3 separate regions of the Homo sapiens genome follow, and all the other regions are linked to region 3. A link is a contact called in ENCODE Hi-C or POLR2A ChIA-PET data. All regions are on one chromosome and are shown on one strand. The core of a region is the stretch at or near the end of the contact, and the rest is flanking DNA. Distances in the headings are between cores, read along the strand shown. Region 1 holds the start of GATAD2B (GATA zinc finger domain containing 2B). Region 2 holds the start of RAB13 (RAB13, member RAS oncogene family). Region 3 holds the start of UBE2Q1 (ubiquitin conjugating enzyme E2 Q1).

The links. A loop is a pair of places that touch in the nucleus more often than their neighbours do. ChIA-PET counts read pairs that join two places held with the same protein, here RNA polymerase II (POLR2A). Pooled maps may share reads with other maps.
Region 1: a loop to region 3 is called in a map of CD8-positive, alpha-beta T cell, with 13 times the contacts of the local background. The contact joins the promoter of GATAD2B here to the promoter of UBE2Q1 in region 3. A Hi-C loop is called at or near these places in 2 of 168 maps with a recorded cell type or tissue (CD8-positive, alpha-beta T cell and naive thymus-derived CD4-positive, alpha-beta T cell) and 6 of 50 pooled maps.
Region 2: a loop to region 3 is called in a pooled map, with 3 times the contacts of the local background. The contact joins the promoter of RAB13 here to the promoter of UBE2Q1 in region 3. A Hi-C loop is called at or near these places in 2 of 168 maps with a recorded cell type or tissue (B cell and naive thymus-derived CD4-positive, alpha-beta T cell), 1 of 37 single-sample maps with no recorded cell type and 8 of 50 pooled maps. POLR2A ChIA-PET finds 5 or more read pairs at or near these places in 1 of 52 experiments (activated B cell).

The regions. Positions count from the first base shown.
Region 1 is chr1:153,919,956-153,924,251 of GRCh38, reverse strand. It overlaps GATAD2B (GATA zinc finger domain containing 2B), which reads left to right and starts at 1,280. Exons shown (of 11, transcript NM_020699.4): 1 at 1,280-1,519. LOC101928059 (a long non-coding RNA gene) reads right to left here and starts at 879. Exons shown (of 4, transcript XR_922160.3): 1 at 290-879. RefSeq lists silencers at 205-499, 1,177-1,496 and an enhancer at 807-1,046.
Region 2 is chr1:153,983,792-153,987,765 of GRCh38, reverse strand. It overlaps RAB13 (RAB13, member RAS oncogene family), which reads left to right and starts at 1,427. Exons shown (of 8, transcript NM_002870.5): 1 at 1,427-1,653; 2 at 2,985-3,045. The coding sequence starts at 1,530. RefSeq lists a silencer at 1,343-1,512 and enhancers at 1,324-1,825, 2,139-2,368.
Region 3 is chr1:154,557,291-154,561,044 of GRCh38, reverse strand. It overlaps UBE2Q1 (ubiquitin conjugating enzyme E2 Q1), which reads left to right and starts at 2,383. Exons shown (of 13, transcript NM_017582.7): 1 at 2,383-2,818. The coding sequence starts at 2,492. RefSeq lists enhancers at 1,367-1,947, 1,948-2,529 and silencers at 1,899-1,988, 2,109-2,198, 2,289-2,368, 2,689-2,788.

The DNA.
Region 1 (4,296 bases), core at 31-2,530, 640 kb after region 3:
GGGAGGCGGAGGTTGCAGGAACTGAGATTGTACCACTGCACTCCAGCCTGGGAGACACAGTGAGAAAACAACAATAACAAAATGCCTGTGGAACCAGTTGTTTCTGGGTTTAAACCACTGCTTAGTCACTAACTAGCGGTCTGACCTTTGGCAAGTTACTTAACCTCTCTGAGCCTTAGTTTCCTCATCTACTTGGGTTCAAATTTCAGCTCTACCACTTAACGTGTAACTGGACAAATTTTTTGATCCTAATTTTCCTCATTTGTAAAGTAGGGATAACAGTACCTACCTCACAGTCATGAGGAATAAATACTTCATGTAAAGTTCTTAGCACAGAGCCTGACACAGTCTCTTTCCAAAAACGTTAACTACTATCATAACCTTAACACCCGGACTCTGTTACTTGGTCCCTATCCTCAAGGTGCTCCAGAAACGCTCGCTGAGTTTAGGCGGGCCTAACTGCTCCGTGGAAGCAGGGAGGCCAGCAAAAGGAGCTGGCCCTTGAGTTAATTAGGTGGAATCGGGCGGGGTGGGAGGCTGTTTCCTCGCTGAGAACCTAACCAGACCAGGAGTTCCCAAGAGAAGGAGCTGCGAGGGCTCTGCACACCGTAATTCCTCAGCAACTTGGCTAGCTGCTTTTTTTTTTTTCCTGCTGTCGTGGTTTAGTCACGACAGGACCAAGCGGAGGTACGATGAACACCAGGAAGCTCAAAGCCTTTGGCAGACGGAGACAGGCCACACCCCAAAAAGACGGCAAGGCTCAAGCGCCTAAAGCTAGTTCTATCGTGAAATTTCCTAGAGTCTGTCGCGACGAAACACCGCCCACCGCAGACCCCATCGCCGTTCGCCAGTCTCCATCTTTAGAATTGAAAGAATGAGAGATGGCCAAAGGGGAATCCCGGTTTGGAGAGACTGGGGTACGGCGGCTGCCTGGGGACCAAAACGTCTCTAAGGTAAAGTTGCAGCCTGAAGCGATTTTTTGACCCCCGACACTTAATGGGCTGTCGAAGACCCGGATGTGTCTGGGACTGGCAGAGGTACCCATTAACGCGCCCCCGCTAGACCATCCCCCCTCCTCCGTTTATGATTGGGTTTTAAGCACGCCAATCATCACTTCTCCGGCCACTCATTCTTCAAGGGTGGGGTGAAGTCCCGGCATCTAGTCTTCTACTGGCATGGCCGAGAAGATGAGGGCGGGGTGGCCGGCTTAGGTCGCCCAATGGGCGTCGTGGCGTGTGGGTAAGGCGGAGCCGAGGCGCTTGGCAGCTGCCCAATCAGCGTCCTTGTTTGTGTGGTGCCGCCGCCGCCGGTGCAGCCGTCGCCGCCGCCGCTGCCCCCGTCTGTACCGCAGTGTCTGCTCCGCCCGCCCGCCCCGGTCCGGCCCGCCCCCCTCCCCTACCCCCGTCCCTAGTCCCGTCAGCAGGGTCTGGATCCCCTGTGCCGTCGCCTCTTCCTTTTTCGACGCCTCCGCCGCCGCCTGAGGAGGCGAGCTAGCCGGGAGTTACACCGCCACCGCCAGGTGAGGAGCTTTGGCCTAGGCCAGCCTGGCCGCCCGCCCGCCCGGGGGCGGTGAGGAGCGAGGAAGGGAAGGAGGCTGGGAGGAGGCAGTGGTGGCGGAGGTGGGGGAAGGGAAAGGTGGAGGGGCGGGGGGAGGGGAAGCGCCCGCGAGCCGACGCCCGCCCGCGCGCCCCCGCCTTGCGTCCCCCTCCCCCCACCCCGGCACGGCGCGCCCCCGCCTCGCGCTCCTTCTTCACCTCATCCTCTCCCCCCTTGGCGCGCGCGACCCGGTCTTTCACTTCGGCCTCGCGCGCCCCCAGCTCGTGTCCCTTCATTTCGTCTCCTTGTACTCTTTCTCCCCTCCCTCACGCCCCGTTTCCCCCGCCATCCCCGCTTTCACTCCCTGCCTCATGCCCGCCATGCTCCCCTCCTTTCCTCTCTAGCGCGCCCCCCCCTTTTTTTTTTTAACTCTCTCCACCCCCAGTGGTGCCCTCAGGGTGCGGGGGCCGCTCCCTGCTCAGTCTTGTGTTTGCGGGCGGATGGGACGAATGGGGAATCTAAGGGTAAAGGAAGCACCAGATAATTATCTTTATTTAGGGAAAGGGATCAGGAGCGCATAACCTTACCCCTTTATTTCGTCGTCCACCGTTCGCTCGCCCTCCCGTAGGGGAAGAGAATTGTCTCAGGCTATGTGGGCACTTAGCTTCTACAGCGACTGGGCTTGTGGGACACACTGGATCTGTCTTCCAGTTCAGTTCCTGAGGGTCGGTGGAACTTACCCTTCCCTAACCACACCGGGACTTAGAGTACTTTTGGCCTCCCTGCTCTCAATTACATTGAGGAGCGAGCCACTCATGCGAGTGCAGAGGTTCAGGTGCCATTCGCGCGCCCGGTACAGCTTTCCCGTTTCATAAAGGTATGGTAGCCTCTTTGGATTCTTCCCCAGCATCAACTTCCAAACACAAGATGTTAGCTCATAGGGCTGGCAGTGAGGTGGAGATGGAGGCTTGGTGGTGGGTGGCATGTGGATGCTAACTGAGCTAGCTAGCAACCTTTTCTCTGTTGTCCCCTGGAAAATCAGGTAGCCTCCTGAGAACCAGTTTTCTCATTTCTGATAAATGCTTATTTGGGGGGCGTGTGTGTGTGCGTGTGTGTGTGTGTAAGAGAGAGAGAGAGATGGGGGGATACTTAATACATTTCAGCAGAGGCGAAGGATACTTAATATATTTCAGCAAAGGGCAAGAGCAGTGTTTTCAGGCCAGACTGCAAAAGAGGGATTTGGATTTGTAGCTGATGGAATTAAAACAGGTTTAACAGATCTGTGTTGGAGAAGAGCTGATGCTTTTGTAGTTTTTAGGACATTTTTTCTAAAAATTTATATTTTGAGTAGAAAAGCATGCATGTGGTTGTACAAAGTGAAAAGTAAGCTTCCTTCCCATCTCTGTCCTCCAGCCATCTAGTCTCCTTCCCCTCCTAGCACAGATGACTTTGATGTTTTCTGGCAGCAGCATGGTGCCTATATGTTGTTGGTGATTATCCTGTTTGGGAGTTTAGTGCTAACTTTATTGCTTTTCATTTGGTATGCTGACCTGAACTCTTCCTTGCAGTCTGATAACTTGGATTCTTATTTTGGTGCTGGAGCAGCCTTTCAAGTATTGTCCTAGAGTAGTATTTCTGTCAGTACTTAGTTGGGAAGGAGGCCACTTCTGGAGGTGCTATGGAGGAGTTCAGTATATTTTGAGGGAAGGCCCACACTTGTTGGATCGTGCTGCTTTTTTTGTGACGGATATCTAGTCCCTGGCCATTTGGGAATGGACTGGGTCAAGGATCGGATTCATATAAGCAGATAGCTTATATGAATAACTAGTTGATGGTAAGGCTGTCTTCACTTTTTAGGGGAATAGAGTTTTTTTAGTCCAGTGGCAGTGATAGTCATCATGGAACAAGGTAGAAAAGTACTAATCAGCAGGAATCAGAAGGCTGAATCTATAGGCTGAGTGACCCAGTTTGAGTAGAGGTGAGGCTTACAGACTTTTGTCCTGCCTATTATTCCTTACTTGAGAACACTCTCCATGAGGTGAGAGTGATTTGTAGTTGACAGCAGCATCCATCTTTATGACACTGTGGTTTGCCTTCCCTGACCGTATGTGATGTGTGTTAACTTCCTGTTTAGAGGCAGTCCCAGTAGGGTCTGAATATAGGCTGCACTCAAATACTTTTCTAGGAACAGTGTTAACCAGGTTCCCTGATCAGCCCTTCAAATCTAAATTCTGGCAGTAACTTTTACTGCTGTGCTTAGCATAGGGCCACAGGGTGGTGGCAGAGGGAAGTGTGAGGAATTTGTTCTGAGCCTCACAACCTTAAAGTACTTTCAAAAGCTTGTATGCTGTCCCCCATTTTGGGGTTTTGCCCCCTTCTCCCCTTTTTTTGCCAGACGGGCAAGGCTGGACCTCCAGGTTGAATTTTGGGGACCATTGTGTCAGTGAAGGTATCCTAATCATGTGTTGAGACCTCTGAATTCATCTCACCTTTAAGCAGTGAGTCTTGTGTGTTGCATGTAAAGCATTCCTCCTGTTTCAATTTACTGATTCTTCTTCCTTTCCTCCCCCACCCACCAAGCTGGAGGTGCATGTGGAGGAAAACAGCAGCTGTGCTGTCCTGATTTCTAGACTCTGGAGCATATTCCATGTTAGCCACCCCATTGGGAGTCATGCTGACAAGCAGCCCCTCTGCGCTTAACTTAGAAGGCTCATGTTGCTTGGCTCATTGAGAAAAGCCAACCAGCTTTGGTTGATTAAA
Region 2 (3,974 bases), core at 178-2,677, 570 kb after region 3:
GTCTCACTATGTTGCCCAAGCTGGTCTTGAACTCCTGGGCTTAAGGGATCCTCTCACGTTGGCCTCCCAAAGTGCTGGGATTACAAGTGTGAGCCACCGCAACAGGTCTTAGATAATATTTTCTTTCTTTCGTGTTTCGTATTTTTTTCCACCCCCAGCACACATATAGCAAGAATAATTTTTTTCTAAAGGCAGAGATAAACTTGTTTCTCTTTTACTCTCTTTCTTTCTTTCTTTTTTTTTTTTTTTTGAGACGGAGTCTGGCTCTGTCGCCCAAGCTGGAGTGCAGTGGCGCAATCTCGGCTCACTGCAAGCTCTGCCTCCCGGGTTCACGCCATTCTCCTGCCTCAGCCTCCCAAGTGGCTAGGACTACAGTCGCCTGCCACCACGCCCGGCTAATTTTGTGTGTGTGTGTGTATTTTTAGTAGAGATGGGGTTTCACCATGTTAGCCAGGATGGTCTCGATCTCCTGACCTCGTGATCCGCCCGCCTCGGCCTCCCAAAGTGCTGGGATTACAGGCGTGAGCCACCGCGCCCGGCAAACTTGTTTCTTTATACCCGTGCTGTTCATATTTCAGCTTCCTGGTTACCAAGGCTACACATTCATGGCCTATTGAGTGAGATTTCAGGAGTACTGCACCTTAAGTGGGCCATATTAAAAGATTCACGTAAAGAATGACATTTTTAGTTCAAATCTCTGTTTTCCTAAGCTATTTGGTCAGAGAAATCACACATGGGTCCCCATAAGAGAGATCGTTCCAACTGAAGCCCCAGGATGTGTCTAGGTAGGCTGTGTGTGTTGGGGTGGTGGGGCCGATTCTGTATAACTAATTTACGTTTTCACCCTGTTCCACCAGGGGGCAGACTGACTCAACAAATAACCTACTTCTGCGCATCCCGCTTTTTTCAAAGTGAATTGGGACCCATAGAACTAAGGGCTTGGACAACTAACAGTAAAATTCTAGGACTGCCTTTTACTCAGCCCCAGAAACCGATGATAACTCATCTTCTAGCTTCGTTGAATAGCATCTCCAAAACTCAGCCCCATTTTTTTTTTTCAATTTCTAGTGCTCTCCCTACCTTCACCCTTATTCCCAAAACTCTTGGTTCTCTTCCCCTAATCCCTCTAAAATTTCTCTTCTAAAATTTCTGGTCGTCGTGGTTAAACCTCTACTTCCCTTCACCCCAGCCTCTCTGGCCTCAGAATGGAAGAGTAAGGTCCTAAGAGGGGAGCTACAATTACCGAAAGGCTGTGGAAAATAGCGAGAGAGACAGGCCGGCCTAAGCTAGGAAGGGAAAACCGAGAGAACAGAGGCCGGGCTGGCAGCCTTGGCCTGCTCAAAAGGGTGGGCGGGCAGGGGGTGGAGCCCGGAGGGGTGCCGCCTCTCCTCTTTCCCGGAGCCTGGGCGGAGAGGGAGGAAAACTTCTTCCTGGCCTGGGCTCCGTGCCGCTCTGTTTGCCAACCGTCCAGTCCCGCCTACCAGTGCCGGGCGCTCCCCACCCCTCCCCCGGCTCCCCCGGTGTCCGCCATGGCCAAAGCCTACGACCACCTCTTCAAGTTGCTGCTGATCGGGGACTCGGGGGTGGGCAAGACTTGTCTGATCATTCGCTTTGCAGAGGACAACTTCAACAACACTTACATCTCCACCATCGGTGAGCCCGCTGGCCATGTCCCAGACCCCGACTCTCCTGTGACCTCCTTCTCCGGCTCCCGGATTACTAGTGACCCCACTTTTCAGTCCCCTTAGAGTAAGGCTCCTAAATTCTAGTCCCTCAACCCCTGGCTCTGACCCTTCCCCCGTGCATGTCTCTGTATAGTAACCAAACCTCTCACCTCTCTGAGGCCTTCAGGTAACTCTTCAACTGCTGCCAGCTCCTCATTTTCTTGGTACCATCGCCTTAGTCTCCCCAAATCCACAAGAACTCTTCTCTATTTTTCTCTGTTCCCCTCTTCCCCTACCCCCACCACCTAGAACTCTCTCGATCCTATCTCCATGTTTCCTGTATCCCTGTCCGCCACATCTTTTTCTCCCGATCCGATGCTAGCCTCTTTCTGTCTTGCTGAGCTTCAAACTCTCCCACTGTGTCCCCACCTCACCATCTACTTCCCAGGTTCCCTGCCCCAGTCTCCCTGCACCTCAGCTGAACAAGGGTTTGGGAAGGGTGGAACAAGGTGGCTGGGTGTGCTGGAGGGTGGCCCAAGGACTGTGATCATGAATATGCAGCCAGCTTGGTGAGGAACGTGGAAATGAGGGGACTTTTGGGGTCTCTGAGTCAGCCTGGTGACTCATCCTCCTCCCAGGGGCCCCCAGCAGGCTTGGGGGAGGTGCCCAAGTTTCTACTAAGAAGAACATTGTCTCCCCTCCTCCCTTCTCTTCTTTCTTCATCTCCTCTGGCTTGGGAAATAGACAGGAAGAGTCTCACGACAATTCTGGTTACAAAGGAAAAGGAAAAATGCCCCTCTTTCCTAATTGTCTCAAAAGTAATCCTGTTTAGCCTCAGACTTTCCTAGTGCCAAGTTTGGCCCACTAGTTAATTCACATAGACTGGCTTCAGCTACTTTTTTCCTTACTCTCTACTAGGAGGGTAGGTGGGATACCAAGAGTAGAGGGCTCTAAGAAAACAGAGAAGAGGAATGTGAAAGTAATATCTGGGGGGAGACAGAGACTGAATTCAGAGAGTTGTCAGCTGGTATAACTGAATGGACCCAAGAGGCAGCCTAAGGATTTTAAGCCTCCATGCAGAATTTTCGTCACCTTTTCCCTCCCAAAATCCATAAAATGTACGTAAAAATAGTATTCTTGCTATACAAATACAGCTTTGGGAAAATTCTCCTAGCTTGGCATTTCCAACAAGATTGTTCCCCAAGTGCCTCCCCTGCAGAATTTCTGGTGCCAGCACTGCTCCGTTCCTGTCCCTTCCATCACACAGTTTTACATGTGTGCATGCATGTCTCAACTTCAGTGCATACCTTCCACCCCTAGGAATTGATTTCAAGATCCGCACTGTGGATATAGAGGGGAAGAAGATCAAACTACAAGTCTGGTAAGTCAGTCCTCTGGGATGCCTCGCCAGACTTCCCCATTTACCTCCTACACGTTTTTCCTTCTATTTTGTTTCATTTCTCTTCCTTTCCCCATTGCTCCTTCTAGAAGTGCTAGAAGGAGCACTTCTGGCATTTCTCCGGATGCACTCAGCTGTCCTTCCATCTCTCTTCCTGCTCTCCCAACTAGTTCCAACTCTTTTGTAACTCTTGCCTCCTCTGGCTGCAGAGCATCCTCTTAATTTGACAACAAACAACTGTTCAGTCATAACATGGAAACAGGCTGTGAGCAGTTAAATGGCAAAGGCAGAATTAAGACTTGACTCTAAGTCTAGTGTTTTCTCCAAAATATGGTGAGCCCAGAGAGCCAAATATAGACCCTGAAGGTGTTTAAGTGGTATGAAGCTTAGTGGAGGCATTATGCTATGACATATAAGAGCAGACTGGTGCGCAAATCTGGTTCTTTTAGTTATCTCCTGCCTGACCTTCATTAATTATTCAGCCTATCCAAATCTGTTTCCTCTTTTTTTTTTTTTTTTTTTTTTGAGACAGAGTTTTGCTCTTGTCACCCAGGCTGGAGTGCAATGGCACAATCTAGGCTCACTTTAACCTCCGCCTCCTGGGTTCAAGTGATTCTCCGACCTCAGCCTCCCAAGTAGCTGGGATTACAGGCGCCCGCCACTAGGCCGGGCTAATTTTTGTATTTTTAGTAGAGACGAGGTTTCACCATGTTGGCCAGGCTGGTCTTGAACTCCTGACCTCAGGTGATCCACCCGCCTCAGCCTCCCAAAGTGTTGGGATTATAGACGCAAGCCACGGCACCTGGCGTGTTTCCTCATTTTTAAAATAGAGACAATAATACATGTCTTACAAGGAAAGAGTAAGGATTAGATAAAATGATACATACACAGTGCTTGACACATAGCAAACA
Region 3 (3,754 bases), core at 1,134-3,633:
CGCCCGCCTCGGCCTCCCAAAGTGCTGGGATTACAAGCGTGAGTCACCGCGCCCGGCCGATCTTTTAAATTTTTAAATCAGCTCATGCCACTCCCTGCTTAAAATCCTCCAGGAGTTTCCCACTGTGCTTTAAATAAAACCCAAACAATGTACTGTGGTCTCCATAATCTAGCCCCTGCTTTCTTCACTGGACTCATCTCCTACCCTTCTCTCCTTTCACTAGACACAAGCCTTGCTGAGCCCCAATTTTTAAAAAAATGTTTGAGTTCTTACCATGGGCACTATTTTATGCACTTTACGTGTGTTCTTACATAATCCTCCTAACAAGTAAGTACTATTATGATCTCCATTTTACAGGTGTGAAAACTAAGGCACAAACAAGCTAAGTAATTTCCCCACAGTCACATCATTAGTAGTTGGCAGAGCTGGGGTTCAACACACTAAAAAAGGCAGAGTAGGGTACAAGGGCATGGACTTTGGAGACAGGCCTAGGAACTCTGTTTACAGACTGTATATCCTTACAGAGTCACTCCTTTTCCCCAGTTGTAAACAGGGGTAAAAATACTTACCTTGCAATGTTGTTGGGAGATTTACAAATATTTGCACCTGGGCACAGTGGCTCACACCTGCAATCCCAGCACCTTGGGAGGCCGAGATGGGCAGATCACTTGAGCCCAGGAGTTTGAGACCAGTCTGGGCAACATACCAAGACCCCTTTCTACAAAAAAAATACGAAAATTACCCAGCTGTGGTAGCATGCGCCTGTAATCCCAGCTACTTGGGAGGCTGAGGTGGGAGGATAGCTTGAGGTCTCCCGAGGCTGCAGTGAGCTGAGATTGTGCCCCTGCACTCCAGGGCGAGAGAGCAAGACCCTGTCTTAAAATAAATAAATAAATAAATAAATAAATAAATATATATATATATATATATATATATATATTTGCAAAACACCTTCGCTCAGGAAATAATTAACAGGAATTCCCACCACAGCCTTTTATGCTATCAGCTTGCACACACAGACACAAAGTCAACATGTAGCAAACTGTTCAGGCTACCTAAACCAGATAAATGGCCCCACGAAGACCAGGAACAGACTATAATCGTCTTTAAATACCCATACCCCAACTTGACCAAAGGAGGCCTCTGCAGAGGCAATTGAATAGTCTTCCAGCAAAGGCTAGCTCATTTTAGTACAAGTGGGAGAGAAACGGGGCAATCTGACCAGTGGTTTAAGGGCTGAGTTGGCCCAGCAGAATTGACTAGGCCTTACCACAGGCTAATAACACTTGCCCTTGGCAAAACGAACGCCAGCTCGGGATTTCTGTAGCTTCAACCAGCTTTGTCCTTTGTGATAGTGCCACCTAGCGAGGGTCCGGAGGCACTACCTACTCCTGGCAGCTGCCAAGACCACTGCGACAAGGTGTTAGCCATTTAGGCCTAGGAAAGGGAATGGGGACCACCCGAGTCAGCACTCCTTCCATGACTCTGTGGAGGAAGCCCATGCTGTCCTTCCCCCAACCTCGTCCAGACCCATGGGGTCTGAAAAGCGCGAAAGGCCTGATATTAACTAACACTTGTACATAACACAGCAGTGATCTATTATCATTCCTCATTTTATGGTGTCCTCGCATCGAATCCCTCCCTGGGAATAGGAAAAACAGGCATCATTCTCATGAGAGCCATTGTACAGATGAGGAAACTGAGACTCGGCGGGAAAGTGGTTAACCCAAGGTCACAAAACGCCATGAGAGCCAGGGCTGGGACGAGAATCCACGCCTCTTCCATTCCGGTTCCCGGCTCCTACCCCGACCACCCACCCGAGTGTGAAGACACAGCATGCCCACCCCCACGGGGAGCAGAGGCTCCAGGATCCTGCGCCGAAGACCAGCATGTGGGAGCAGGATAAAGACTGCACGGGGAAGACAGCACTTCTTTCTTCTCTGTCCATGGAGTGCCGGGCACGCTCGCCACGGCTCGGGGGCGGGGGAAGCGGCGCCCGGGGCAGGAAACAGCGTCCTGCGCGGGTAGCCCCTGGGAGCACGCGGCACCGAGTCACGTGAGAGGGGAGCGCAGGCGAAGGGGCGTCGCGCGCAAGCACGCACGACATACGCAAACTCGCACTGAGGCGCCCACAGAGGCAAGCCCCAGGCCCCGGGTCACATGTGGAGGGTGGCAGGCGAGAACAGGGGGGCGGGAAAGACGGAGAGATCACGTGGAGGAGGCCAGAGCAGGGAAGTCACGTGAGGGGGACGGAGGCGGGGCCGCCTAGGAGGAGGAGGAGGAGGAGGGGCGCGCGGCTTCCGGCGGCTGGGGGGGCCAGCGAGCGGAGGGGGGGGCCTGTCCCGGAGGTGGCGGCGGCGCCATCTTGGCGAAGGGGGGATCAGGAAGTGCGGACCGCGGCGGCGGCGGCGGCGGCGGCGGCGGCGGCGGAGCCCGGAGCGCAGGCCGGAGGCTCCCGGCCCGCCGGCCCCGGAGCGGAGCGGAGCGGAGGATGCAGCAGCCGCAGCCGCAGGGGCAGCAGCAGCCGGGGCCGGGGCAGCAGCTGGGGGGCCAGGGGGCGGCGCCGGGGGCCGGGGGCGGCCCAGGGGGGGGCCCGGGGCCGGGGCCCTGCCTGAGGCGAGAGCTGAAGCTGCTCGAGTCCATCTTCCACCGCGGCCACGAGCGCTTCCGCATTGCCAGCGCCTGCCTGGACGAGCTGAGCTGCGAGTTCCTGCTGGCTGGGGCCGGAGGGGCCGGGGCGGGGGCCGCGCCCGGACCGCATCTCCCCCCACGGGGGTCGGTGCCTGGGGATCCTGTCCGCATCCACTGCAACATCACGGTGAGGACCCCCTCGCGTGCGCCTCTGTGGGGGCCCCTTGTCAGGGACCCAGGATCACTCCATCCAGCTTTTTGCTCTCGAAGGACCTGGGAGGCCGAAGCCCCTCTCAGGGCTCAGTTCTTTCTCTCCAGGTTACATTTGTTTCTGCTGCTTGAGGTTATGCAGTGCACCCAGAATCTCTACCATTGACCCCAATAGCAAGGGACACCCCGACATATGGCGCCTAGACTACCCGTTTCCACGAACCCACCCACATCCCAAGGTTCATGATTTTGGCTCTTTTTGGCTACTCCTCCACAACTTTACCTTGCCACCTAGGAATGCGTCTTTCTTCCCCTTACTCTTATTTCAAGGTTTTAGGCCTCGGCACTGACCCTAACTGCAAAGACCTGGCCTGAAACTCACTGCACATTTCAGCGATGCCCCCTTCTCAGTAGTACCTCTGACTTAGGAGGTTGCCACCTGTGGGATCCCCGCCTAGGCATCCCTCATGCAGACCCTCTTGCTCTCTCAACTTCACCAAGTGATAGTTTGCAATTCATTGACTCCTCTTCCTTCTCTCCTTTGGATTCTTTTTCTGGTGTAACCTCTAACTCTCCTCTTTTTGCCTCAGCTGGTAGCAGTTCTGCCACTCCCCTGCCTGTTCCCTATGGATATGTCCATTTGCCCTGGGTTGTTGCTTTTCCTGGTAATGATAGTGATGTGATGTGCGAGGGCTACCCCCATTTATTCTAAGCAGTAACAGTTGCATTTCTCCCCTGTGAGCGTCATTCCATCCTAGGCATACACCTTACATGTCTCCTGCCTGGTCTACCCTCAGACATCCCTTGAACAGAGAATTGGCTTCTGCTAATTTGGGAATGTCTGGTACTGCATGCTATAGCACTTATATTGGTTGATGTTACCTGCTGTGATGGTATTCTCTCTACCGGAGCA